Regions from separate parts of the Homo sapiens genome. Here region 2 is linked to region 1. Evidence: read pairs that join two places in POLR2A ChIA-PET (ENCODE). Cell type or tissue: GM12878. All regions are shown on one strand. Each heading gives the region's core, and the rest is flanking DNA. Links, peaks and the distances in the headings are about the cores only.

What was found. ChIA-PET counts read pairs that join two places held together with the same protein. Peaks named below come from ENCODE experiments on the same cell type or tissue, not always from the same donor. Only the 100,000 strongest peaks of a DNase experiment are listed, where the experiment ranks them.
Region 2: POLR2A ChIA-PET joins it to region 1 with 11 read pairs; 9 of 35 experiments call an interaction of 5 or more read pairs at or near these places.

The regions. Positions count from the first base shown.
Region 1 is chr5:139,427,016-139,443,125 of GRCh38, forward strand. DNAJC18 (DnaJ heat shock protein family (Hsp40) member C18) reads right to left here and starts at 12,510. Exons shown (of 8, transcript NM_152686.4): 1 at 12,391-12,510; 2 at 10,357-10,543; 3 at 1,523-1,668. The coding sequence starts at 12,430. RefSeq lists enhancers at 10,580-11,080, 12,381-12,880 and a silencer at 12,068-12,177. In GM12878, for the core only: no CTCF peak of the experiment used is centred there; no DNase peak of the experiment used is centred there.
Region 2 is chr5:139,277,797-139,285,796 of GRCh38, forward strand. SNHG4 (small nucleolar RNA host gene 4) reads left to right here. Exons shown (of 7, transcript NR_182757.1): 4 at 531-612; 5 at 1,255-1,333; 6 at 2,139-2,262; 7 at 4,943-7,104. SNORA74A (small nucleolar RNA, H/ACA box 74A) reads left to right here and starts at 984; the gene lies at 984-1,183. It overlaps LOC124901081 (a long non-coding RNA gene), which reads right to left. Exons shown (of 4, transcript XR_007058956.1): 2 at 7,452-7,514; 3 at 2,772-2,889. It also overlaps a transcript of MATR3 not described here. In GM12878, for the core only: no CTCF peak of the experiment used is centred there; a DNase peak (open chromatin) is centred at 3,453; H3K4me3 peaks cover 2,491 bases; H3K27ac peaks cover 605 bases.

The DNA.
Region 1 (16,110 bases), core at 1-8,000:
CCAAAAAAGTGTTCTTATTTCACTTGAGTGCAATAGTTTATGTTGGAAACAGTTCACACATCAGTAGTGATATTTTAACTTGTAGTCCAAAAAATTTCCTGAATTCTCTTCTGAAACAATCTTAGTAGAAACCTTCCTGCTTGACTAAAAACAAAGTCTTCATCATAGTCTTATTTCAGTTTACTTTAGACAAATATTTTCTGAAATTAAGAAATGTATTTCCAATGTCTCAAGGAGGGTTCAAAGGCTGAATAGTTACATATGTTTACCAACATGTCTCCTTTCTATGTACAGACGTGCAAACCTTGCCCAATTTCATTTAAACATACAATCCGTAGCACCAATCAATAGAAACCTCAAAAAAAAGAAATCTTTTAAGGCATCCCGCACTCCCTACCTGTAATTCAGTCAACACTGTCAGAAACACAGAAAGAGTATTTCTTCATGATTCTTTTACCTGGGGAATTGTTAAATGTTTGCCTTGCCACTCTGTTACCTACAACTCTATATATACATATGTACATATGTATTGTAATAATTATACATTTATTTTGCTGAACCATTTGAAAATAGGCCACAGATATTACGTCACCTTGCCCCTAAATACCTCAACATATATCTCCCAAGAAGAAAGACATTCTCCTATGTGATCACAACACCATTATCACAGCTAAGAAAATTAACATCAGTCCATTATCATCCAATGCATCCATGCAAGATCAAGTATAGCATTTAGTTTCTTTTAAGCTAAAACTGTCCCACCTTTTTTGTTTTTCATTATGTTAAATTTTTTGGAAGAACAGATCAGTATTCTTGTAGAATGTTTCATATTGATTGTTTCCTCATTATTAGATTCAGGTCAAACATTTTGGCAAGAATACCCCATAGGCGACAACTACCTAGCACTCAATGGTTTTAGCATTCACTGAAGATCTTTGCCTGTAACAATGACTTGGAGTGCAGTGGTGCAATCACAGCTCACTGCAGCCTTGACCTCTGGCTCAAGCAATCCTCCCACCTCAGCCTCCCAAAGTGCTAGGATTACAGGTGTGAGCCACTGCGCTCAGCCTGAAGAATATATTTCTTAAAATATCATGGAGGATGGGCACAGTGGCTCACGCCTGTAATATCAGCACTTTGGAAGGCCTAGGCGGGCAGATTACTTGAGCTCAGGAGTTTGAGATCAGCCAGAGCAACATGGCAAAACCCCATCTCCACAAAACATACAAAAATTAGCCGGGCATGGTGGTGCTCACCTGTAGTCCCAGCTACTCAGGAGGCTGAGGTGGGAGGATCACTTGAGCCCGGGAGGTGGAGGTTGCAGTGAGCTGAGATGTCACCACTGCACTCCAGCCTAGGTAAAATCAAGTGGGAGCTATGCTGATTATCACTATTTAAGAGGTGTGGCAGGGGGAAAAAACCCTCCTTATGGCCTTATAAAACAACTATGGGGAAGGCTAAAAGCAACTTATTATGACCAACCATGACAAGGGCACCATTGAGCATTGGTTCAGGATCAGACCTTTGAAAGCATCTGTTGCTCCAGGAGCACAGTTCTTGTCAGGGTGAAATTTCAGGGCGAGTTTTCTGTAAGCTTTCTTAAGCTCTTCGTCACTAGCATCTCGAGAAACTCCCAGAATTTCATAGTAATTTCTGCATTTCTTGATCCTAAAAAAAATCACAAGCATGTATGTCTATAAAGGTCCCTTTTGTACAACTAATTGCAAGATAATACATCGATCCTACCTCCAATCTGTGGGACCCAAAACAAACCTATAAGAAAATTAGTGCACACGTTAATGAAACATTCAAATTCATTAACAATGTCCTTCTCCCACCCAGAACTTAATGCCTTTCAAAGTACTTTTACATCTACTATTTACTCTTCCTATATCCCTGCAAGTGAGTAGAACAAGTATGCTAATTGTTACACCAAGGTTCAGGCTAAGATCCTGAGAGATGAACTACAGGACAGCAAAGCCAGAAGAAACAGTTAATCACCCTGTTTGTTTATAATTTTTTCTCTCTTTTTCCTATGGCTATCTTTTTAAACTGTATTTTTTGCTTTTTTTTTTTTTTTTTTTTGAGACGTAGTCTTGCTCTTGTTGCCTGGGCTGGAGTGCAATGGCGCGATCTCAGCTCACTGCAACCTCTGCCTCCCAGGTTCAAGCAATTCTCCTGCCTCAGCCTCCCGAGTAGCTGAGATTACAGGGATGCGCCACCAGCCCTGGCTAATGTTGGTATTTTTAGTAGAGATGGGGTTTCACCATATTGGTTAGGCTGGTCTCAAACTCCTGACCTTGTGATCTGCCCACCTTGGCCTCCCAAAGTGCTGGGATTACAGGTGTGAGCCACCGTGCCTGGCTAAACTGTGTTTTTAAAAAGTTAACATACACATGATAGAAGAAAAAGAGCCAACAGAACTAAAGTTTATACAGTAAAAATTTTCCTGCTTCATCATTCCCTGTCCCCCAGTTTCCCACCACAGGGATAACCATCATTAGAAGTTTTCTGTGGATCCTATGTACAGAGAGTACAGGTATAGTCCTCTCCATTTTTTTTCTTGCCTAAATGGAAACATATTATAATCACTTTTCTACATCTTGCTTTAAAAAAAAATTATTTTGGGCTGGGCGTGGTGGCTCACTCTTGTAATACCAGTGCTTTGGGAGGCTGAGGCAGGAGGACTGCTTGAGGTGAAGAGCTTGAGGCCAGCCTGGGCAGGATGGTAAGACCCTATCTCTATGAAAAATTTTAAAAAGTTAGCCAGGCATGGTGCCTTGCATCTGGAATTCCAGCTACTCAGGAGGCCAAGGCAGGTGGATCACTTAAGCCCAGGAGTTTGAGGCTGCAGTGAGTTATGATTGTTCCACTACACTCTAGCCTGGGCAACAGAGCATGATCCTGTCTCTAAAAAACAAACAAAAAACAATTTATCTTGGAGATCAATCCTTAACATATAGAGATGAGAAGTATAGAATAATAGTTTAGACTAGACAGTAGTTTAGATTAGAGTGGCAGTTCTGAACTTTTGATCTCAGCAACGTTTTATACTCTTAAAAATTACTGATATGCATGGTACAGGAAGCGAAAAAAAATTACTGAAGACCTCAAAAGAGCTTTCATTTATATGACTTCTATCAATCCACATCTACTATACCAGAAATGAAAACAAAAAATTTTTAAACAGTGATGATGTAATTACATGTCATGTAGCCTCTCAAAAACTCCACTGTATAATCATGAGAAAATTAGTGAAAAAGACAAGTAACATGTTTATATCATTATGACTACAGTTTTAAACTTGCAGACCTATCCCCTAAAAGGGTCTTGGGGTTCCCCAACCACCCTTTGAGAACTGCTGGATTAGAGATGAGCTCTGGAGTCAAAATGCCTTGGTTTAGCTTTGATTTTGCTGTGTACTTAACCTCTATAGCTTGGTGTTATCTTCTGAAATGGGCTAATAATTATATTTCACAGAGTTGATATTGTGATTAAATAAAGTCTTCATCAAAGTGCTTGAGAGCATTTAATACTAAATAAATATTACCTAGTACTATATATCTACCTCTTTTTTTTTTTTTTGAGACAGAGCCCAGGCTGGAGTGCAGTGGCGCGATCCTGGCTCACTGCAACCTCTGCCTTCTGGGTTCAAGTGATTCTCCTGCCTCAGCCTCCCGAGTAGCTGTGACTACAGGCTTGCATCACCACACCCAGCTAGTTTTTTGTATTTTTAGTAGAGACAGGGTTTCACTGTATTGGCCAGGCTGGTCTCGAACTCTTGACCTCAAGTGATCCACCTGCCTTGGCCTCCTAAAGTGCTGGGATTACAGGCATGAGCCACCACGCCTGGCCTACCTCATTCTTTTTAAAATCTAAATATTATTGCATTGTATCAATGTATAATATATACATTACCTACTAATTTGTATTGAGAAGGTCTTCAGTCTTTTGCTACTATATAATTCAGTAAGGCAGGCAGAGATTCGGAGCTTCGTTGGGAAATTCATCGTAAGTCAGTAACACAGGTTGGACTCTAATGCAGGGTCTGGGCTGTCAGCAGATCCCTTCCACATGAGCTGCCCATGGGGAGTCTTTGAATCCCCAGCCCAGTTTCCAATCTCTGCTTCCATGGCAGACACTCAGGACTCCCTCTCCTAAATTTACTATTTGTTTAATAATGCTTTATTGAGAAATAATCCACGTACCATAAAGTTCACCCTTTTAAAATGTACAATTCATTAGTTTTTAAATACATTTTTAGAGGTGTGCATCTATCACCACTATCTCATTTCAGGACATTTTTATCACCCCAAAAAGAAACTCTATACTCCTTAGTAGTCACTCCCACTTCTCCCCCAGCCCCTGGGACCCACTAATCTACTTTCCCCTCTATAGATTTGCTTATTCTGAATATTTTACATAAAAGGAGTTATATAACATGTAGCTTTTTGTATCTGGCTTCTTTCACTTACTGTAATTTTTTCAAGGTTCATCCATGTTGTAGCATGAATCTGTTCATCCCTTTTTGTTACAAAATAGTATTTCATTGTATGGATATACACCATGTTGCTTGTCCATTATCAGTTAATGGACATTGGGTTGTTTCCCCTTTGGGGTCGTTATGAATAATATTGCTATGGACATTCATGTACAAGTTTTTTTGTGGAAGTATATTTATATTTCTCTTGGAATATACTAGGAGTAGATTGCTAGGTCAATAATCTTAATTTTCTTCTGAACCTTAAGAGGAATTGCCATATTGTTTTCCAAACTGGCTGCATTCCTACCAGCAATGTACAAAGGTTCCAATTTATCTGCTTCTTTATAAACACTTATCATCCACCTTTTTGACTATAGACATTCCAGTGGGTATATCTCATTGTGGTTTTGATTTGCATTTCCCTAATGACTAAAGATGTTGAACAAGTTTACATATGCTTACTAACCATATATATATCTTCTTTATTCATATATGGAGGAATATATAGGAGGAATGCCTATTCAGACCCTTTGCCCATTTTTCCAATTGGGTTATTTGTCTTCTTATTGTTGAGTTTTAAGAGAACTTTGTACGTTCCAGATAAAGTCCCTTATCAGATATACAGTTTTTAAATGTTTTCTCCCATTCTGTGGGTTGACTTTTCACATTCTTTTTTTTTTTTTGAGATAGAGTTTCACTCTTGTCATCTAGGCTGGAGTGCGATGGCATGTTTTCGACTCACTGCAACCTCCTCCTCCCAGGTTCAAGCAATTCTCCTGCCTCAGACTCCCGAGTAGCTGGGATTATAGGCACCTGCCACCACACCCAGCTAATTTTTGTATTTTTAGTAGAGACGGGGTTTCACCATGTTGGCCAGGATGGTCTTGAACTCCTGACCTTGTGATCCACCTGCCTTGGCCTCCCAAAGTGCTGGGATTACAGGCGTGAGCCACCGCGCCTGGCCACAGAACTTTATTTTTTTTTAGAGACAGGGTAGGGTCCCTGTCACCCAGGCTGGAGTGCAGTGGCACGATCATAGCTCACTGCAGCCTCCAACTCCTGGGCTCAAGTAATTCTCCTGCCTCAGCCTCCCAAGTAGCTGAGACTACAGGCATGCACCATAACCCTGAGTTAATCCAAAAGAACTTTTTAAAGGCAGTCCCTTAATGGCAAAGTACTTCCTGACTTCACGAAGAAAATATCAATGGAGCCAGTCCAGAAAAAGGGCTCTCAGTGCCCAGGCCTTCTTGCTGTACAACCAAAAGGCTGGCAGCTGGTGTTCATCTTTTCCATTCAAGGCTCAGGGGTTAGCAACTTTATATATAATGGCAGCCCCCATCATAAACTGAACTGCATTTGCACAAAATAGCAGAGTTAGCCTATCCCTTCCTGCCTTATATCCTGATGCTCACTTCTCATCCTTACTAGTACAATGTCCTTTGTGACATTTCTTTTCCAGAATAGGGCACTTTTGTCTGCACTAAAAAGTTGATGAGGTAGGGCTGGCCGCAGGGTTCACACCTGTAATCCCAGCACTTTGAGAGACTGAGGTGAGTGGAAGCCTTGAGCTCAGGCATGCGATAAGTAATAATCACATCATGGACTGTATGCCTTTCTTATAGCAGTCCTGCACCCATATAAAAGCTTCATTTTCAATATGAGATGAAAAGGTATTTTGCAAAAAGTGCAATGTTTTCTTACCTGCTGGCATTAAGTGCAGGTGGATCACAAGGCCAGGAGTTTAAGACCAGCCTGGCTAACATGGTGAAACCCCATCTCTACTAAAAATACAAAAATTAGCTGGGCATGATGGTGGGCGCCTGTAATCCCAGCTACTTGGGAGGCTGAGGCAGGACAATCGCTTGAACCTGGGAGGTGGAGGTTGCAGTGAGCCAAGATCGTGCCACTGCACTCCGGCTTGGGCGACAAGAGCAAAACTCCATCTCAAAAAAAAAAAAAAACAAAACTGGAGAACTGCAAGAGATCACTTTTTACTGCTATACATAATTTACTCAAGAGACAAACTGCTCACAAAGAGATGATTAGCATCATGTGGCATTTTAAGCAGATACTCCCAATACTTGAGGCTCAGCAAAATAACAGGAGCTAACTACAAAATTATTACAGTAGTACAGTACTACTGTTAATTTTATGCAGGTGTGATTAATACTGCACCTGTATGTTTACATTTTTCTCAAATGCAAATGGTACCATGTAGTCTCAAGTGTTTGTGAGCATATGTTTTGATAGATTTTCACTTTTTATAATAGATTTGTGTATATTTTATGATAGTAAATGATAAAATAGACTAGAATCTAGATATATTTTATGCATTCATATAATTTTCTTAATTTTTTGGTATGTCCATGCTCCATGGTTTGTGAGATGGTGATGATGATGATTATTATTTGAGACAGAGTTTCGCTCTTGTTGCCCAGGCTGGAGTGCAATGGCACAATCACAGCTCACTGCAACCTCTGCCTTCTGGGTTCAAACAATTCTCCCGCCTCAGCCTCCCAAGTAGCTGGGATTACAGGTGTGCGCCACCACGCCTGACTAGTTTTGTATTTTTAGTAGAGACGGAGTTTTGCCGTGTTGCCCAGGCTGGTCTCAAACTTCTGAGCCCAAGTATTCTTCCTGCCTTGGCCTCCTAAAGTGCTGAGATTACAGATGTGAGCCACTTTTTCAAATTGTTGCAAATCTAAAAAATTTTTCCAATGTATTTATCTTTTAAAATTGACATATAAAAATCCATGGTTCAAACTGATGCCACTCAAACCTGTGTTGTTCAAAGGCCAACTGTATCTCTTTTTTAAAACTATTTATTTATTTATTTGTATATAGAGACAGGGTCTTGCTTTGTCACCCAGGCTGGATTGCAGTAGGGTGATCATAGCTCACCTCAGCCTCGAACTCCTGGGCTCAAGGGATCCACCTACCTCAGCCTTCTGAGTAGCTGGGATTTTGGGTGCATGCCACCACACCTGGCTAAATTTTTATTTTTAGTAGAGACAGGGCCTCGCTATGTCGCTCAGGCTCGTCTTGAACTCCTAGCTTCAAGAGATCCTCCTATCTCAGCCTCCCAAAGTTTTGAATTACAGGCATGAGCCACCACACCCAGCCTCAACTATATTTTCTTAATTTCATTTTTTTATTGTTCATTGCTAGTATATAGAAAAATGATAATTTTTGTATATTGATCTTATATCCTGTAACTTTGTCCAACTTGTTTATTAGTTCTAACAGTATTTGTGTGTGTGTGTGTGTGTGTATTCATTAGGATTTTCCATTTACAAGATCATGTCATCTGTGGATGTAGTTTTACTCTTCTTTCCAATTTGGATGGCTTTTATTTCTTTTTCTTGCTTAAATGCCCTGGCTTGACCCTCTAGTACAATGTTGAACAGAGTGGCAAGAGTGAACAGACATACTTGTCTTGTTCCTGATCTTGGTGGGAAAACACCTAGTTGTTCACCTTTAAGTATGATGTTAACTGTGGATTTCTGTAGATGGACTTTATCAGGTCGAGGAAGTTCCCTTCTATTCCTAGTTAAGTGTTTTTATTATGAAAGAGTGTTGGGGCTGGGCGCAGTGGCTCACACCTGTAATCCCAGCACTTTGGGAGGCCGAGGCGGGCAGATCACAAGGTCACGAGACCATCCTGGCCAACATGGTGAAACCCCGTCTCTACTAAAAATACAAAAATTAGCTAGGCATGGTGGTGCGCGTCTGTAGTCACAGCTACTCAGGAAGCTGAGGCCAGAGAATCGCTTGAACCTGGGAGGCAGGGGTTGCAGTGAGCCGAGATCGTGGCATTGCACTCCAGCCTGGGTGACAGAGCAAGAATCCGTCTCAAAAAAAAAAGAGTGTTGGATTTTGTTAAATGCTTTTTCTGTACCTATTGAAATGATCGTGTGATTTTTGTCCTTTATTCTATTAACATGGTATGTTACATTGATTGACTTGTGTGTGTTAAACAATCCTGCAATACTGGGATAAATCCCACTTGGTGAAAATATATAATACTTTTTACATTGCTGTATTTGTTTTACTAGTATTTTATTGAATATTTTAAAATCTATATCCATAAGGGATATTGGTTGATAATTTAGACTTCTTATGATATTTTTGTCTGGTTTTGGTTACAGAGTTAATACTGGTCTCAAAGAATGAAGCCAGCTGGGCCTGGACTTTTCTTCATTGGAAGTTTTTTTTTTTTTTTTTTTTTTTTTTTCAGACAAGGTCTCCCTCTGTCACCCAGACTAGAGTGCAGTGGTGCTCACTGTAGCCTCGCCCTTCCTGGCTCCATCAATCCTCCTACCTCAGCCTCCTGAGCAGCTGGAACTGCAGGTGTGCACCACCATGCTCGGCTAATTTTTGTGGGGTCTTTTTGTTTGTTTTTTATTGTACTAATGAAGTTTCGCCATGTTGGCCAGGCTGGTCTTGAACTCCTGGGCTCAAGTGATCCTCCCACCTCAGCCTCCCAAAGTAATGGGATTACAGGCATGAGTCACCATGTCCAGCTAGAATTTTTTTGATTGTTAATTAAATCACCTTATTTGTTGTAGGTCTACTTGGGTTTTCCTTTTTTTTTTCTTTTTCTTTTTTGGAAATAAGGTCTCTGTCACCGAAGCTGCAATGCAGTGGCACTACCATAGCTTACTGTAACCTCAGATTCCTAGGCTCAAGTGATTCTCCTGCTTCAGTCTCCAAAGTAGCTGGGACCACAGGCATGTGCCACCATGCCCAAGTATTTTTTTTTTCTTTTTTTAGAGATAATGTATTGCTGTGTTGCCCAGGCTGGTCTCAAACTCCTGGTCTCAAGCAATCCTCCTGCCTCAGCACCCCCAAAGCTCTGGGATTACAGGTGTGACCCACCATGCCTGGCCTCCATTTTTCTTGGGTCAGTTTCAGTAATTTGTGTCTTTCTAGGCATTTGCTGATTTTATCTAGGTTATCTAATTTGTTGGCACACAATTGTTCATAGTATTTGGATTGGTAGGGATATCCCTCTTTCTTTTTTTTTTTTTTTTTTTTTTTTGAGAGACAGGGTCTTGCTCTGCTGTGCGATTATGACTCACTGTAGCTTCAACCTACTGGGTTCAAGCAATCCTCCTGCCTCAGCCTCTCAAGTAGCTGGGACTACAGGTTGGTGCCATCATACCAAGCTAATTTTTGTATATATATATTTTTTGGAAGAGAGGGGGTTTCACTGTATTGTCCAGGCTGTCTAGTTCCTTAAGGTAGATTAGGTTACTGATTTGGAGTCTTTTTTAAAAAAATAAGCATTTAGAGCTATAAATTTCCTTCTAAGCACTGTTTTAGCTGCATCCTATACATTTTAGTACGTCGTGTTTTCATTTTCACTCATCTCAAAGCATTTTCTAGCTTTCCTAGTGATTTATTCTGTGACTTGCTTGCTTATTAGGAGCTTGTAGTTTAATTTCCACATATTTGTGAATTTCTCAAATTTCCCTTTGTTTTTGATTTCAGAGAACATACACTGTATGATTTCAATCTTTTTAAATTTATTGAGGCTTGTTTTATGACCTAAGATATGGTCTATCCTGGAGAATATTCTATGTATCCTTAAGAAGAAAATCGTTCTGTTGTTGTTGAAAGAATGTCCTGTAGATGTGTGTTGTGTCTAGTCGGTTTCTGCTGCCTCTCTTAAAGTAGAAGCAGGGTAGTCAGTTCATGTTATACCCTAATATTCCACTTCTATTCAGTCTTCCCTCTGAGGTCAAGAAGCTAGTATGCCTCAATTATCATCATCATCATCATTATCATCAGTCAATACTTACATAGCACATCCAGGCACTCTTCTAAGCACTTTCCATAAAATCACTCATTTAATCTCACCACATGCTCACCTTTGTACCCCAAGCAGCTGTTCCTCACTATACGTGGAGTTCCCCTCACCCTGCCGGGTCTGAGTCCACTCATTCTCAGACTTCTTTTCCTTTTGTGCCTTCATGCAGTTACAGCAGCCACAGGGGTCATGACTCTCAGGAGGTGTGTCTTCTGGGTATTTGTTTCTTCTAACTGCGTCAATGTAAGCTGCAAACAACAGCCCCTCCATTAGGTCTCCATCTGACCCTGAAAATCAACTTTGCAACCTGCCTTTCCTCTCTGGGAGGCTGCTCGTAAGCATGAGAAGGTAAGCATGATGGCCAGGGCTAGAGGCGTCATGCTGACTTTTAAGCACTCATACAAAGCTGAATAAACATGTTTCTCTGTGGTCCGTGGTCAGAAGAGACACTGCTCGTAAAATAGTATTTTTTGTTGCAGTGCCTCCCACCCCTAAAATTTAAAGTAGAGAGGAGTTCAATTCTTTTACACTAACAATTATAGAACTAATATATACCAAGGAACTTGGCTAGAAGATCAAGAGGGCGGATGGGTAAGATCTACTCCTGACCACAAAGAGGTTAGTTTAATGCAAGCTTGTCCAACCCGCGGCCCACAGGTGGCATGTGGCCCAGCACGGCTTTGAGCTCAATACAAATTCGTAAACTTTCTTAGAACATTATGAGGGCCGGGCGCGGTGGCTCACGCCTGTAATCCCAGCACTTTGGGAGGCCAAGGCGGGCGGATCACGAGGTCAGGAGATCGAGACCATCCTGGCTAACACCGTGAAACTCCGTCTCTACTAAAAATACAACAAATTAGCCGGGCGTGGTGGCAGGCGCCTGTAGTCCCAGCTACTCGGGAGGCTGAGGCAGGAGAATGGCGTGAACCCGGGAGGCGGAGGTTGCAGTGAGCCGAGATCGCGCTACTGCACTCCAGCCTGGGTGATAGAGCGAGACTCCGTCTCAAAAAAAAAAAAAAGAACATTATGAGATTTTTTTTTGCAATTTTTTTAAAGTTCATTAGCTGTCATCAGTTAGTTATTTAGTCGTCAGTTAGTGTATTTTATGTGTGGCCCAAGACAATTCTTCTTCCAATGTGGTCCAGGGAAGCCAAAAGATTGGATACCCCTGGTTTAAAGGGAGAAGATTCAATAACAACACCTGCAGAATGTAAAGAGGGTCATAAGCAATACAGTCAAAAGGGGCAGAGCACTCATGTCTTCTCTGGAGGACCTGAGAAAGGCTTTAACAACATCTTTCTTCCGCTTAACATCCCTCAGCTACCTCCACCCACTGCTCCTGGACAGTCTTCCTCTAAGTCGGCCTGGCTAACTCCGACGCATCCTTCTTGTCACCATTTGTAACACTTTCTGCAAGAAACCTCCCTTGACAGCCAGTCTGCGTTAGGTACCTTGTAAGTGTGCTCTCCAAATCCCTGACCTTGCTGTGTAGCCCAGGCGTTTTGTATTATTCGCCCGTTTTGTAATTGGCTGTTCAGTCGTCAAACTCTCTCAGTGGGCTGCGAGTTTTGTGAGCTAAGGGACCCATGTCAGTCAAATCCCCACTGCAGAATCAGCATTAGGCGGGGCACACAATAGGTATTGGATCAATATTTTTTGCCTGACTGTAGGGTGGAAAAGGCTGGTCCTGATGCCGGCTGGAGCGACATGATCAAACAGGGACTGAAGGTCAGGTGGCCCAGTTAGGCGAAAGATAAGGGCCAGGTTAGCAAGCTGCGGAGAGACCGCAGCACCCCACGGGCCCTCCAGTCACCTTGGCATGGGCGGGGCCTGACAGCTGCGGGCCCTGGGCGGGGCACGGGCGGGGGCGGGGCTGGGGGCCGGAGGCAACAAGTCGTCACCGGTGACTCTGGGCTCGCGGTCGGTCCCCAGCTTCCCTACCCCATCCGCAACCCTACTCAGGCTCAGCATCTTTTCACAGGCCTCTATCCATCACCTCAGACCCAGGATCTCAGCCCTTGTGCGTCTTCAGGATCCTCATCCCTGATCTCTCCCGAAGGCCGCCCTATCCCTCCTTCAGGCGGGGACCTAGTACCTTCCGTCCAGCGCTCCCCGCTGCCCAGAGTCGCCGCCATATCGGTTCCCAATCAGCAGGTCCGCCGAGCCTCCCCCGTGCCCGAGGCTGAAAGAGAAGGGGGCGCGGAGCGCGGGGCACGCTGGTCATTGTAGTCCAGTCCATATGAGCTCCCGGGGCACTGGACTACAACTCCCGGCAGGCTCTGCGCCAGAGGCCGTGGGAGACGCAGAGAAGTGCTCGACCTTCGTCAGGAGATCTGTGGAAGAGTGCTGCTGCCAGCTGCCAGCTGCCTGCAGCACGGCTCTTGGCTTTTCCTCATTTGTAGAGTTGGGATAGTGGCTTCGGCCCTGCCTAACCCTAGGGACATCCAAGGAGGGGCGACTGAAGTCCTGCCTGGAAAGGGCTTCGCAAACTATAGGCTAGAGGGTGACAGTATGACTATTATGCTCCTCAGGGATGTCTTTTTGAAGCATACGCTAATGCCTGTTCTGTGCAGTCAGTGGTAGGCCCTGGAGATTCAGAGATGGGTTTTGGGGATGCGGAACCCAGCCTTTGGAAGCTTGAGTCAGGAAAATAGAAAAGTGATGTAGATTTATGGGGTTGGAGGGCAATCTCAGTATGTCCCTACTGCCCCAGCTCCTCAGGCACTGGACATCAGAGGGTATCGGGGTGGAGAAAGAAGACATGGAAAGGTATTGGGGCCGGCATGAAGAGCCTCCATCTTTGCTGTTCCTGTCCTTCCTCCAACCCATCCTACTCCAACACCCCTCTGACACTTTTCTCCTCTCTTCCAGTCTAGTTATCTCTTTAGCCCATTCGTTTCTTTTCTGAAGGACCAGACATTGAGATTAGTAAAAAGGAAATGAGGAAATAAATATTCTTGCTGTTCCTCATCCAGGTATGGATGGAACCTAGCAAAGAATAAAAGCAACACTTTCTTCATAGGTGGATGGCTACAGTTCATCCCCAAACAAAAAATTACCCAGAATTAACTGAGGTCTTACCCAAGAAGACCAAATCAATCATGATATCAACTAGCACCTACTTAGGCAGTTGGGGAGAGATGTATATTCCTGGACATAAACTTGGAAGGGTAAAAGCACCAAAGGGCATGCAGTTCCAGCCCTTGCCTACAGTCATGGCCCTGGCATCACTGACATTATGCCCACTTAAGAACTCAGAGAACGGCCGGGCGCGGTGGCTTATGCCTGTAATCCCAACACTTTGGGAGGCCGCGGCAGGCGGATCGCGAGGTCAGGAGATCGAGACCATTCTGACCAACATGGTGAAACCCCGTCTCTACCAAAAATACAAAAATTAGCTGGGCATGGTGGCGTGTGCCTGTAGTCCCAGCTGCTCGGGAGGGAGGCTGAGGCAGGAGAATCGCTTGAACCCAGGGGGCGGAGGTTGTAGTGAGCCAAGATCGCGTCACTGCACTCCAGCCTGGGTGACAGAGTGAGACTCTGTCTCAGAAAAAAAACAAAAAACAAAACTCAGATAACAAGGCCTTTCAAGTGGAAAAAGCACTGGTCTAGAAGTTGTATAGGTGTTATATTAATAGCTGGGGTTTTGCCACAAATCATTGCGTGATCCTGAACATCTCCTTTTTCCTTCTTCTTTGGCCTCAGTCTCATCACCTATAAAACGAGAAGGTTGGATTCAATTAGTAGTTTTGTTTGTTTGCTTTTTGAGACAGAGTCTTACTCTGTCGCCAGGCTGGAGTGTAGTGGCATAATCTCGGCTCACTGCAACCTCTGACTCCCTGGTTCAAGCGATTCTCCTGCATCAGCCTCCCGAGTAGCCGGGACTACAGTCGCACGCCACCATGCCCAGCTAATTTTTGTATTTTTGGTAGAGACGGGATTTCACTATGTTGGCCAAGATGGCCTCAATCTCCTGACCTTGTGATCTGCCCGCCTCAGCCTCCCAAAGTGGTGTGATTACAGGCGTGAGCCACCGCACCCGGCCTCAATTAGCGGTTTTTAAATTGAGGAATCCTTAAGGCTTAATGTGCAGATGTCTCTGGAATCTTCTATTGAGGAGTGGGAGCGGGGAGGAAGGCATAGCAGGGAAGGCACTAGCACCTCACCCTTCTTCAATCAAAGAAGCTCTGTTTTTTTCTGTTTTGTATTTTGTGGTCTACTAAAGGAAAGAAAACCTACATGTTTGAAAACTACCAAACCAGTTGACCACTAAAGGCTTGTGTCATTTGTAATATCAGTTTCTCCTGGAGCACTTAAAGTCAGTGTTCTTCCCTCATCCCCACCCCCATAAGCACTGAGAAAGTAACAGTTGTCTAGAAATTTGGTCATTTTCACTTAATTTAGGAGGAGGAATTTAGCATAGTGGTTAAAAAATCTGCATAGGATTGCCGTAGGATATAGTAAGATAATGCTTGCAAAGCTTTTAGCACCTCATCTGGCATGTAGTATGTGTTTAATAAATGCTGACCACTGTTATAGACTGGCTCAGAGGAAGAGAAACCATTTTTTATAGTTTGACATTGTAAATTAGGAGCAAAGGGGTATATATGGGGTATATCATAAGGTCCTGGATATAACTAACTGGACCCCATTCCTGTCTATCTGGCAATCATTACCTGCAAATAAGACAAGAAGCAAAACACTACCAAAAAGGGCTGGGAAGTTGCTTGTCCATGTACCCTAACCCCTGAATCCAGCCACTAAAACTGGTGATTTTCTCCCTTTCAGAAACAGAAGAAGATGGCAAAAGTGAACTAGTATGAGAAGGTTTTGGGTCATCCTAAATCCAATGAATTATGGATGTCCTTAAACTTGAGAGGCAAAGGAGGCCCCAGAACCATGAGATGAGTCAAAAGCTCAGCTCTAGGACACTGGACCTATGACCAGCTAACTAATCCACGGAGCAGTGTACTCACAGAAAGCTGGATCCTGAAGGTCCTTCTTGTGCTCTGCAGCTGAGGGAACTGATCAGGGACATCCATCAGGTGGTTGAATATAAAAAGGAAGTTCTTCTGGTTTGGGGAGGCTAGACCGCCTGCTCTAGAAGATGGACAGCTGAGGGTGGGATAGACCTTGGAGTCCAGGGGCACAGGGAAAAGGTCTGGAGGTACTACCTGGAGATGTTAGAATACCATGAAGTCAGAGGTGTTTGGCTGAGAGTGGGCTGTTAGAGCACTGTAGGGGTTAACTGGATTGAGAGGAGCAACTATGAATTATGAGACTATCTAGGAGCAGAGCCTAGGTTCAAGAGTATTGGACAAGATTTGGGAAGCTGGGGCCTCTTCCCAAATCTTAGCTGCTGTCTGGTAGCTAAGCATCCTCTCTCCTCATGCTCTGAAACCTTACATCCCCTTCTTTTCCAGACTTCTTTTCATTTACTTCTAGAACAGTAACAAAAATGGTTTAGCATTATGACCTTCTCAAATATTGCCAAGTATCCACATGTATTCTTCAGTTTGTTTACACCTCAACTAACACTTCTGGATGAATTTTTTTTTTATGATCGCATCACTTGGACTAACGCGAAACTCTAAAGCTCAACATTAAGAATACTTCTGTGACAGTTTTTGCTTAAACTCATCAACTAGTCAGCAAAAATAATCCTCACTGTAAAGTTCAATTTCTGTGTTTTGTAAAAGAGGAAGCTGTGGGCCCAAAGAGTATAGGATGGAGATGCCAGTCGAAAAGGACCCACAGGAAAAGTGAGAGGGTAACTGGGAAGGAGATAAGGGAAGAGAAATTGGGGTCTCCAAGG
Region 2 (8,000 bases), core at 1-8,000, 150 kb before region 1:
ATATGTTATATGGGGTACAACATGAGGTTTTCATACATGTTTACATTGTGGAATGAGTAAATCATGCTAGTTAACACATCTAGCACCTCACATACTTATATTTTGTTGTGGTGAAAACATTTAGTATCTTTTAGCAATTTTGAAATATACAGGCCAGGCACGGTGGCTCGCACCTGTATTCCCAGCACTTTGGGAGGCTGAGGTGGGAGGATCATTTGAACCCAGGAGTTTGAGACAAGCCTGGGCAACAGAAAGAGATCTCATCTCTATAAAAAACAAAAAAGAAATTAGGTGGGTGTGTTGGCATGCACCTGTAGTCCCAGCTGCTTGGGAGGCTAAGCTGGGAGGATCACTTGACCCAGGAGATTGAGACTACAGTGAACCATGGTCATGCCACTGCACTCAGTCTAGACAGAGTGAGACCCTATCTCAAAAAATATATATATATATATACACACACACACACAATGCATTGCTATTTATTATATTCTGTGTACTAGATCACTAAGTTTGCTTGTCTTCCTTTTTAGGATGACTTGAAAGTAGGGCATCCTTCACCCATCTGAAGGGAGGAAATAGTGGCAGGTGACAGTCTGCATGTGCAGTTTTCAGGTAAATATCCCTATTCATTCCAACATTGACTACCTCCTCTGTGCCAGGCCTGTGGGCTAGTTGGTATCTATCAGGAAACAAATGGGAGGTAAATTAACCTGTATTTGTAAGATCCATGAAGGAAAGGACAATATATCTTGTTTTATTCACTGCTAGATCCCAATCGCAGTGCTTGGCACATGGCAGGACCTCCCTGAATGTTGCATAAAACAACTGAAAACACAGAAGGGGATTCCTGTTAAAGGGTTTGACAACAGGGTCTGCAATTAGTGCTTCCACGCCTGTTTTGCAGTCAATATTCAACTGATACGTCTTCTACCTGGAGTGCCTAGGTATCTGAAACAAATAATGAGAAAGCTGTTTCAGGAATCATCCAGCGGTTGTCAGCTATCCAGGCTCATGTGGTGCCTGTGATGGTGTTACACTGTTGGAAGAGCAAACACTGTCTTTATTGAGGTTTGGCTCCAAGCACTGTTTTGGTGTTGTAGCTGAGTACCTTTGGGCAGTGTTTTGCACCTCTGAGAGTGGAATGACTCCTGTGGAGTTGATCCTAGTCTGGGTGCAAACAATTTTTTTCTGTTTGCAGAAAAAGACAGGTTGTCTTAGGGACAGCCTGTCATTCTTTACCTCTTTGAATCCTAGATGCCTTCACCTGAATGACATCTACCTCCATCAGGACCCCAGATGTCTGACAGCCCTGTGTGACACCAAGATAAGTAACGTATGTAGTCTTCTTGTCATGTAGGTCCCAATTAAATTACTATAGCTCAGATGGGGGTAGGGGACTTAAAATTATGATGTGAAAAATTATGTAGAGTATCAGACTTTTTTTTGGGGGGGGACGGAGTCTTGCTCAGTTGCCCAGGCTAGAGTACAGTGGCTCGATCTCGGCTCACTGCAACCTCTGCCTCCTGGGTTCAAGCGATTCTCCTGCCTCAGCCTCCCGAGTAGCTGGGACTACAGGCACCTGCCACCATGCCAGGCTAATTTTTTTATTTTAAGTAGAGACGAGGTTTCACCATATTGGCCAGGCTGGTCTGAAACTCCTGACCTTGCGATTTGCCTGCCTTGGCCTCCCAAAATGCTGGGATTACAGGTTTTTTTGTTTGTTTTTTGAGACGGAGTCTCACTGTCTCCCAGGCTGGAGTGCAATGGCGCAATCTCGGCTCACTACAACCTCTACCTCCTGGGTTCAAGCGATTCTCCTGCCTCGGCCTCCTGAGTAGCTGGGATTATAGGCGTGCACTACCACGCCCAGCTAATTTTTGTATTTTTAGTAGAGATGGGGTTTCACCATGTTGGTCAGGCTGGTCTCGAACTCCTGACCTCGTGATCCACCTGCCTTGGCCTCCTAAAGTGATGGGAGTACAGGCATGAGCCACCGCGCCCAGCCAAGTATCAGAATTTTAGAGAATTCTTAGGATCTAAAGTCCATCCCTCACTTTTCTGGAGCTCTGCTGTGCAGTAGGTATATGCTACATGTGGCTGTGTAAGTTGATAAAAATTAATCAATTTCTTAATCTCAGAATCTGGCTGCTGACTACCCTATTGGACAACTCCAATATTAGAGAACATTTCCACCAATTCAGAAAGTTTATTATGCACTGCTGTTCTAGAGCAGGGATCAGCAAACTTGCTGTAAAGAGCCAGGTAATATAATATTATGCTTGTTCAGCCATGTGGTTTTTGCAACTATTTTTGCAGCTCTAGTGCAAACACAGCCTTAGACAATATCAACACATGAGCAAGTCTATAGTTCTAATAGAACATTATTTATGGACACTGAATTAGAATTTCATAAAATTTTCAGTGTCAAAATTGTTTTCAATGATTTACAAATTTAAAGACCATTCTTATTTTGAGAGCCATACAAAAACAGCAGGCTGGAATTGGCCCATAGGCTATGGTTTGCCAACCTCTGTCCTGGAGAATGAAATTCAGGCCTTGAAAGTTGAACAGCTCATTAGTGACAGGTTCAGAGCCAATAGCAATGTGTCTTTCTGAAAAGTTTAATGTTATCAATAGCTTTGCCTTAGAGCATCATACTCTTCATCTTTTAGGGCACTAAGGTGACTGCAAGAAATTAACCAGTAGTAAAAATAGTCTGTTTTTTGTGTGTTTGGGATTTGTTTATGTGTTTTTTTGCATGGGTTACTTACAGCAGTTCTCTCCACTTTTAATGTGCTCCAAAGGGAGAGGTCTTAAGAAAGAATAGCAGTCTGCACTTATCAAACTCAGCCACAATCTCAGTCTGAGTTGGTAAAACCGAAATGGCTCCTAAGGAAAGAGGAAAATTTTATGTCATGAATAGTCACAGTACTTTAAATCTGAGGCCTCAAGTTCTAAGCATACAGGTTGTCTTCCTGACTACAGTAGCGCTATCCATGTGCAGAGACGTTCCTATATTGCTACTTGAAAATAGATAATTCATTGGTATTCCTGTATTCAATATCCCAAAAGGCATCAATGGTGTAATCATGTGCATTTAAATAATTTGATGGGATTTCCTACTTGATAAATAAAGTTACTCACCTACTTATCCCTGTCGATTTTTTTTTTTTTAAGCAAAGAAATATATTTCCTGGTGAGTCTAAGAAGATTAGTTTTTAAAATCTTTTTTGATAGAGGGTCTCAACTGTGTCACCCAGCCTGGTGTGCAGTGGCACAAGCACAGCTCACTGCACCCTTGACCTCCTGGGCCAAGCAAACCTCCTGCCTCAGCCTCCCATGTAGCTGGGACTATAGGCATGTGCTGCCATGCCTGGCTTCAAAGTAGTTATTTGTTTTTTTTAGAGACAAGGTCTCACTCAGGCTGGTGTGCAGTGGTGTGGTCACAGCTCACTGCAGTCTCAACTTTCTGGGCTCACGTGGTCCTCCTGACTCAGCCTCCTGAGTAGCTAGGATTACAGATGTCACTCTGCCTGGCCTCGAAGTAGTTTTTTTTTTTGTTTTTTTTTTTTTTTTTGCTCTGTTGCCCAGGCTGGAGTGCAGTGGCACGATCTCAGCTCACTGCAACCTCCACCTCCTGGGTTCAAGCAATTCTCTTGCCTCAGCCACCCAAGTAGCTGGGACTATAGTCACACGCCACCACACCTGGCTAAATTTTTTTTTGTATTTTTAGTAGAGATGGGGTTTTGCCATGCCATTTCAGCCAGGCTGGTCTCAAACTCCTTACCTCAGGTGATCCACCCGCCTCAGCCTCCCAAAGTGCTGGATTACAGGTGTGAGCTACCACACCCAGCCGAAGTAGTTTTTTTCTGTTAATCTTTTCCCATGCTGCAATGAAAACTTGAATGAGACTGGCAGGGTTACTGGTCTGTAAATACCCAGGCTGCCAGCTGCCATAGGTAGCAGTAAACACAAGTGCCTCTTTTCATTGCTTAGGCCAAGTTTCAGGTCTTAGGCCTGTACCATATTAAGAGGAAAAACTAAAAATAAGGAGGGTTTCCAAACACCCCCACCAACCTTGAATTTTTTAAAAAATGAGGGAACCACAATTAATAAACACTATTCCTGGCACCTGTCCATGATTTCACTTGCTGGGTTGAAACAAACTAGTGTCAGTGGGATTTTATGTTGAAATTTTGGATCATGCCTCACTCAAATTTAAACCAGAAAAGCAAAACCCAGAGGGATAAATTCTGCAAGTCCCAAAGGGACACAAAGAGGTGGCTAAGTGCCTAGGAATTCACACAAAGGAAAACACCGTGCTAAGAGCAACTAATTAAGAACTTAAAAAGAGTGACAATGACTCCTGTGAATGTTGTTGCTTAATTAGGGCTTTATGAACACAGCTCCAGTTAATGGACCTGTCAATATACTCTTGAAAAACAATTTCACTGAATTAACAAATTAACTGTAATAACTTAAAATCTCTGCTTAGCAACATCTTTCTCCTTAATGCTATTTAGGAACACTTGTAATGAGCCAACTTGATGAGTCATAAATTTGTCAGTTTAGTAGCCTAAGGCTTGTTCAGAGGAGACCCTGTTACTTGTTTGGTCTTCCTTGCCCTCCAGTAAAGGCCCTTTAGGATGTAAGAATGTTCTGTGCTGCTTCTTAAGGGTGATATACTCATTGGGAAAGTACAGTAAAAAGGACTTTAAAATTTATTTTATTTTACAATACTTTTAGATTTATAGAAAAGTTGGGAAGATGGTACAAAGAGTTCCCATATATACCATACCCAGTTTCCCCTAATAACATCTTACATTGGTATATTATGGTTGTCACAATTAAATGGGCTAATATTGATACATTAGTATTAACTAAAGTCCATACTTTGTTCAGATTTCATTAGTTTTTATGTAATGTCTTTTGTCTGTTCTAGGATCCCGTTGAAGATACCACATTACACTTAGGCTCCTGTTGGCCATGACAGCTTCTTAGACTTGTTTTTAATGACCTTGACAGTTTTGTTTTTTTGTTTGTTTGTTTTTGAGACGGAGTCTCTGTCATCCAGGCTGGAGTGCAATGTAATGGCTCAATCTCAGCTCACTGCAACCTCTGCCTCCCGGGTTCAAGTGATTCTCCTGCCTCAGCCTCCCCAGTAGCTGGGATTACAGGCATGAGCCACCGTGCCCGGCTGCCTCCTAAATTCTCAAAACATTCCATTTTTATTCTGTGGTCTTACTTTATTCTGTCATGTAGAGAATAGTGGTTGAGCCTGTTGTCTTTTGAGAGTGGATGCTGTAGTCCTTACATGGCTGACTTTCAGCCCGTAAGCTTATAGTAGAGGATGGGGATTTTGTTATCAGCTGCTAAAAGGGAGAAGCCAAGCCCAGAACTAAGGGTTCTGATGAGTTGAAGGAGAGGGAAGATGCCCCTCAAGGCAAAGAGCCTCTGAGTTAGAATCTGTGCTTCACCAGAGTGACAATGGTAGAACTTCTCCTTCTCAGTATTAATTCTCCTGGAGAGAACTCTAGGGTTGTCTAAACCTGTTCAACTAGGCTGACTACCCCAGCAAGTGATGGGTTGGACATAAGGCAAAGAACAGGAGGGGTGAAAGGGGGCAGAACAGACAAGTTCTGTCCCAGCCTCTGCTACCTCTAACCCCATGGCATTCTATCCTTTTCTACACTGGGCTTCCATTTCTTACCCCAACAATGATCTGTTCTTCCAGGTGCCGTCATTTAATTTCCCAGACACTTGACCTCCTTCTGATTTGTGTACTCCCTCCAAGGCTGAGTTGCAGTGAGTGACAATAATCTGTGCTAATTACTTATCTTGCCAGAAGACTCAAAGGGTTTATGGCTTTTACTAACTGAACTCTATGCTAGATGTTAGGGATAAATGGTTAACAGGACACAGTTCTTGCTTATCTTGCTATGGTCTGTCAAGCCTTATACAATCTAGCCTTATCTCTCTCACCGTCTTATCTTTATCACCCGTAGATTCCCTTGTTGGCCACTGGTTTCTTTCAGTCCTTAATTAGCCTTTTGTCACTACCTGTCTACACATGCTGTTTTTCCCTTCTCATTCCATCTTGACATTGTCTATTTTGAGATCTCAGCTCAGTTGCAGAGAAGCTGCCTTCCCCATCTGGCAACCCATTATATGTGTCATAGTACCATGTTGTACCATAGAGCTAGACACAGGTGCCATGTTGTGTCTTGAAATGTATTCACCAGCTTCCAAAGGTTTACCTCAATCCCCTTTACTCAAGAAGCCTCAGTTCTACTGACAGTTGGTAATAATAACCTCTCTGTCATAATGTACCCAAAATAGAGTAAGAATATCATGCTTTTCAGTAATACTCCAGTGAATGAGGCTAAGAGTACCATTTTTGTTCTTATAAAAGAATTTTTTTGGACATGAATACAAAGATGTCAGGTTACCAAATCATTTGCTAGTAGATCCTAACAATATCACCTATAGGAAACTGAACGTAGCCTTTAAACATTAAGTGATGATAATGGATTTGGCCGGGCGCGGTTGCCTATAATCCCAACACTGAGAGGCTGAGGTGGGTGGATCACTTGAGGCCAGGACAGGACCAGCATGGCCAACATGGTGAAACCCCGTCTCTACAAAAGAAAAAAATACAAAAATTAGCTGGGTGTTGTGGTGTATGCCTGTAATCCCAACTATTTGGGTGGCTGAGGCACGAGAATCGCTTGAACTTGGAAGGCAGAGGTTGCAGTGAGCTGAGATCGTGCCACTGCACTCCAGCCTGGGTGACAGACTGAGACAGTCTCAAAAAAAAAAAAAGAAAATAATGGATTTGCAGAGACTTGCTATTTAGATTTCAGACATCTGTTAACTAAAACACATGTGTAGGCTTTTGTTACTTATTTCAGTAATCTGTAAATATCTTTATATTTGAGAAAATTTGTGAGACATCTTTGTGTAAATTATAACTTGAAGAACCTCTCTTACAAGCAGGCATATTGGTAAGTAGCTGCGAGGATATAACTTATAACCAGATTGAAGTGTATAATTATAATATGTTATTATTCTGGGGTTCTATAAAAAATAAAATCTTTGAATCTATGATTTTTTGTCATTAGGGTATACTTTGGGACATGTGGCGCCATAGAATATCAACACTATTTACTACATGTTGACCATGTTAAATACATTTAACACATCTCTTTTTTCAACAGCCCTACAAGGTACATGTTACTTGCCCAAAGTCACAGTCACACGAGAACTTGTGTGGTGCTGAATGAATCTGGCTCCAAAAGTACTGTTTGGTTTAGGAGCTTTCATGTATAGTGCCCTCAAGTCTTGTAAATTTCTGCTTCTTCAATCATCAACCTCGTTCAATCTAACATCTTGAAGGAACTACTCAAATGTCTTACTTACAGATTCTTACAACTATTTCAAATGCCAAATACCTTGTTTCAGATGGTCAACATCTTGGCTACTCTTGCTGTAGTGTGCAGTGGGTTCTGTTTGTCCTAACAGAACAAAACATAGTCTTTTAGATTTTTAAAAAATATTCCTCTGGAAAGCCTTAATGAATGCCACATTCTAATCCCTAGTCTTGCCCCATGATATGATTTATCACTTTTTATTAAAATTCCTCAATGCTTGCCCTGTTGTGTCTTGAAGAAACTGTGGGCCAGAATAAGAATTTCAAGACATTTTTAAAATTTTTATTTGAGACAGAATCTCGCTCTACTGGTGGCACAGGCCTCTACTCCCAGTTACTTGGGAGGCTGAGGCAGGAGAATTATTTGAACCTGGGAGGTGGAGGTTGCAATGAGCCAAGATTGCACCATTGCACTCCAGCCTGGTCAATAAGAGTGAAACTCCGTCTCAAAAAAAAGAATTAAATGAGATCAGGAAAACAAGACATGAACAATATGAAGTTCAACAAACAGAAATCATTAAAAAGAACCAAATTCTGGAGCTAGAGAACACAATGACTAAATTGGAAAATT